Regions from separate parts of the Homo sapiens genome. Here region 1 is linked to region 2. Evidence: chromatin loops called from intact Hi-C (ENCODE). Cell type or tissue: heart right ventricle. All regions are shown on one strand.

The links. Peaks named below come from ENCODE experiments on the same cell type or tissue, not always from the same donor. Only the 100,000 strongest peaks of a DNase experiment are listed, where the experiment ranks them.
Region 1: it touches region 2 in a loop (6-fold over the local background); 21 of 110 quality-filtered maps call a loop at or near these places.

Annotation. Positions count from the first base shown.
Region 1 is chr9:37,936,464-37,938,963 of GRCh38, forward strand. The region is part of intron 5 of SHB (SH2 domain containing adaptor protein B); the gene reads right to left. It also overlaps the pseudogene RNU7-124P. Among named protein-coding and RNA genes, the nearest start is that of SLC25A51, 34 kb to the left of the region's middle. In heart right ventricle, no CTCF peak of the experiment used is centred here; no DNase peak of the experiment used is centred here; H3K4me3 peaks cover 770 bases; H3K27ac peaks cover 2,500 bases.
Region 2 is chr9:37,983,621-37,986,120 of GRCh38, forward strand. The region is part of intron 2 of SHB (SH2 domain containing adaptor protein B); the gene reads right to left. Among named protein-coding and RNA genes, the nearest start is that of SLC25A51, 81 kb to the left of the region's middle. In heart right ventricle, a CTCF peak has its summit at 1,486 (motif pointing right); a DNase peak (open chromatin) is centred at 1,354; H3K27ac peaks cover 1,975 bases.

The DNA of each region.
Region 1 (2,500 bases), 47 kb before region 2:
TTGCATGTTGTGATTACTTTTCTCCCAAATATAATCTCCAAACGTTTCCTGAGTACCTATCATGTGCCAGGCCCTCTGGGGTGTTGAGACCAAAAGACACATTCCCAAAGAACGCTCAGCCAAGAAAGGTTCCTAGCAGATGACAAATCATTTCACACTACAACCCTGAGGGTCAAAATCAGATGTTAGATGGCAAATTTAGAAAGCAAGGTCCCAGGGTTTATGTACCTAGATTTTTTTCCTGGGGGGTTTCTAGTAAAAACTGGAAAATCTGCTAGACAAATTCTAGAAGAGCTGTAACATTTTATGCACCTCAAACTGGAAACAAAAACTGGGTGACATTTTACAAAACAGAGAGAGGCTCTGTCACTTCCAAGGGAAAACTGAACAGCCAGCTACCCTAGCCAAGTTGGGACCTTAGGGAGGAAGGACACTGCATACGGCCTTTCCTCTAATCTCCAACTTAAATGTCCTTGTTGCTTAAATGTCCTGTTGCTTCCCCATAACTTCCCCAGTTTTCTCCTCTCAAACATCTTAACATCTGAAGTCCTCCTCAACTGGCCCCTCCTCCAGGAAGACTTCCAAGATGCCCCTAGTCAGACTTACTTTCTTTCTCCCTCGCTTTGTCTTCTGCCACACCTCTGTACATCACAGTACTTCCCTACTGTCCTGTCTCCTTGTCTGGACTGTGAGCTCAGAGGCTGACATGTCTTTGTCTCCTCACCCAGCTGACAGCCCAGGGCACGATAAGAGCTCAGTGGTGAAAGCCATGCTGCTGACTTGTCTATAAGCTCCGCCCTGAAAGCCTGTGCTTAAAACGTGGCAGGGTGATCTCCAAGCTGCCTGAGGCCATAAGCAGAGTGTGGATTTTCCAAAAGAAATGGCAAAAATAAAATTAAAATTAAAAAATGGTTTTAATTAAAGCATTTGGAATAAGCTAGCTTTGCCAAACCCAATTGTTTCTGATATTCCTCTTGGGTGAAATAATCTTTAAAAAGATAAGAAAAAAAAAAAAAGCAAAGCATTATTAAAAGTGGCAAACACTCGTGCTGGAAGGAGGATGGAGGCTGCTCACAGGGGAGCTTCCTAGAGAAGAGCAGGTGAAAGACATAGACCCGCGGATGGAACAGCCTCTGCTCCAACAGAGGGCAAGGGCGCCTGCGTGCGAGTGTGCCGCATACACAACAAAACCTCATTTTATAGCCCTAGCATTTGAACTGCGGGAGCGAAGACAAGGGCTATAAAATTTGACATCTGATTTTATAAATCTGCCTCAAGGACTGACAATGTCTGTGGAGAAAATGAGAGAAGAATATACAGTGCTTACGGGGCTCCAAAGGGTGATAACCCTGGGGTGGGAGCTGGGACTTCTGGGGGCTCTACCAGCAGCCTTCCAGAGGACCTCAGGAAGGTCCTCTTGCCTTCCTGTGCCTCAGTTGACCCCACCAGGGTCTTGACCTGGATGATTCAACTCCCTTTGGGCTCTGACTCCCCAAAAGTCTGGGGAACAGTCAGGCCCTGCCTTAACACTGGGATTTTACCACGTGAAGTTAGCTGCTTCAAGCCCCACCGAATGCCTCTAGGTAAGGGCCAATCATGTTTCCTGTGGGGCCTTTGTATCGCTTACCCAGCTATCAGTAAAATAAGCCCCTACAGCACAAAGGCTCTGCAAACCACCCTACCTGCATCTGTGCAGCCTCTCAGAGTTTACAAGAGCTTCCACTGCCATTGCAAATCTGGGCCTCAGGGCTCAGAGGCTGAGACGGGAAGTGACTCACTGGTGACCTCCTGGCTGGTAGGAATGGTGGGATTCAGGCTGTAATCCCCGGGCTCCTGATCACAGCCTTCCTCTCCATGCAGCCACCCTTTCACTGATAGCAGATGTGACGTCTGCAGCTGTCCTCGTGGCCTTCCCTGCAGCACCCTCTATGCCTTCTCCCAAGTCGCCAACCAACTCATTCCCAGATGGCTTTTGCAAAAATATTGTTAAATAATTCAAATTAACAAGATGTTAGAAATGTGATTGGAAAGAAATGTTTTTCTCATTTGGAGAGACCACCCAATGCCTCAGAAGGCAACTGTCCCGGGGCACGAGAGGTTTCCTGGAGACAGACGGGCAGTTGGAATGCTTCCCTGGTGGCGGAGCCGCACAGGCAGATTTATGTGGGCTGATACGAGACAATTAAAAACCGGCTGGAAATGTAATCGCGGCTGCTCAGATGCTGGAGAAGACCAAGGAGCTCCGGTAAAACAAAGGGCACTGCTCCATCCCTGGCTCAGACGGGAGACGCAGCAGTCCAGGGAGGGAACCCCAGCCTGTTGACGGGCACGTCTGGCACTGCCGGGTTGGGGGGTGGTGCACTGGGCCGTGAACTGGCAGAGTGAGGCAGAATGAGAGCAGGCACCTCTTGCCTCTGCGTTTTAGGCAGCATTGGGAAGGGGGAAGCTGAGCTGCAGGGAGTCTGTTTTCCTGGTCTTTTCCAGGTCTACGTTGCAGCCG
Region 2 (2,500 bases):
AATCATGGGGTAGCAAGCTAGGTAGAGTTGTATGGCTCTCCACTCCCAGGCCCTGCCACTACCTCTCAACCCAGGAAACCTCTATTCTGCCAGTGGTAGGCATGCCATCTGATCTCTCTCACATGGCTTTGCAGCCACCGGGGATCCGTGCCCGAGACGCCAGGGTTGCAGGTAGATTAGGCTCAGGGCCCCAGCGGTGTCAGGAAGGGCTGCATTACTGGAATGATGCACTTGCCACTTAGCGGGGCTGCCCCTCGCCAACCACCTGGAGGGAGGCAAAGCCCTGGGTCCAGGTGAACCGACAGGCATAGCAGCACTGTGTGCTGGGTGAAAACACCGATCCCACTAGAGTGCTTAGTCTGAATCCTGGCTCCAACAGGTGACCTGGGGCAAGTTACCTCAGTTTCTTCATCTCTAGAGGGGAGAAAACGGCACCCACTGGAGGAAGGATGTTACGAGGATTAAATGAATCCATATACGTCAAGTGTTTCGAACAGTGCCTGGTGCACAGAAGGCGTTTTGTGAATATTGCCATTTCAACGACCACTCCTGGGGGCTTCCTTGGAGCCCCATCTCCAAGACTCTTCCTCCTCCAAGGCTGTCTTTGCCCACAGAGCCACAGAAGGCCTGCTGACTGAAGCCTCACAGGCCAAAAATGCACTGGGAACGGGAGGGTCCCAATACCAACCTTTGAGCCTGTTGCCATTTCTGGGTCCACAACTCCCGAGGCCAGTGCCACTTTGATAATCTGACACCCCCACATAGGAGCCATACTCTAGGTCAGCTCTTGTACGTAACGTGAAACACACAGGGAAGGTCTCATGTATGTCTAGTCACCCCATTTTATAGATGGGGAAACTGAGGTCAGGGGAAGGGAAGAAAGTCACAGGGACTAGGCCCCAGGCTCCTTAACTCCTGGACCAGGGCTCTCCTGGCCTTTTCCAGACACTTTCTGACATTTTTTTTTTAAATCAGTCTGTCTTGTTTTTGGTCTTCTGGGGCCAGGGCGTCTATTGCAGTCAGGTCCCTGAGGTGTTAAAAGCACACCTGGCACCACGGAGTGAGCGATGAGCTCTGCGGGAGTGCCAGGCGGTTCTTCCTAATTAGACACGCCGCAAAACCAGCCAAGTTCCAGGTGCCACATCAAAAGGGAGGTGACTTTACCCCCATCTAAACCATTCAAACGTCTGCTGGAGAAGAATCCTCCCCCTAACCAGGGTGCTTCAACGTCTGAATTCAGGGGTCCCTCAGAGGCTGAGGGTGAGTGGCATGGAAGAGCAGGGCTGCAGGACGGCAAGGGCAAGGCAGGGCAGGGCAGCTCAGAGACGGAGCTGGAGCCACCCCAACCGTCACACGGCAGGAGGCCCCACCTCCTCCTCATCTATCTAGTCTAGTTTCCGGAGCTGTCTAGGAGCCAGGAGACTGACTAATTGGAGTTCTTCTGTCATCTCTTTTCCAGGCATGCACAGAAACACCCAACCAACAGAGGGTGGGCTCTGCGGAAGCAGGGCTGTGGGACAACAATGGTCACCTTAGGAGCAGAGCAGGGCCTATGGCTGCCTGGCTGAACCTGTACTGCCTGATCTTTTATGCTCAGCCTGAGGGCAAGGGAAAGGCCCAAGTCTGGAGTCAGGGTGCCTGGGTTTGCTCCCTTCCCTTGGTTGTCTGTACAAGGACAGGGTCTTCTCATGAGCCCCTCTGGCCTGAAGTACTCGAAGAGAGACAAAGCCTGCAAACCTGATGACGACCAATTGCTTTCATTGTGAGTAAAAAGGCCACGTGGACCTTGCCGTGCAGCTCTGCAATGATCCACAGTGTCCATTAGCCCTACCATCACTCTGCATCTTCCAGTGACTGCCTTTGCGTGCGGAGGCCTCTAAGCCGCTGCAGGCCTGCGTTCTGGCGCCATCCCCCGTGGAGACTCACTGAGGCGAGCTTGCTGCTCTGGGGGCCAAAAGCAGGGGGCGAGTGGGCCTCCCTTTAAAGGAGCCATGTCTACTTAGGAGACTGCTTTCTAAATCCTCGCCGACTGCAACATCCAACTTCATAGGCAAGTGGGGTGCCTGTTTTTCTTCCTCGAATACCCACTGAACCCCTACTATGTGCCACATTAGACCTGAGGCCAGATGCTGAGCACTAGATGCATTAGATGAGGGTCCTGCCTCCTAGGGAACTCATGGCTTAGCAGGAGAATCGGGACACCACCGTCTGTAAGCGCTGAGTTGGACAGCAGTGAGCGCCTGCCTGCGCCAGGCACTGTCCTGTGTCCTGGGCACTGGGAGTAAATTACTCCTCATCCTCAAAACAGAGAGGCAAGAGTTATACTGCATTTTATAATTCAGAAACTGAGGTTCAGACAGGAGCAGAGGCTAAGCCAGGACAAGCCTAGTTCTGCCTGGCTCCCAGCGTCCTAGAGTGGTGTATGTACCAGCAGCTTGATGGAGGCAGAAAGGAAATCTAGCCCTAGGATTCAGTAAAACTTCAGGGAGGATGTGGCATT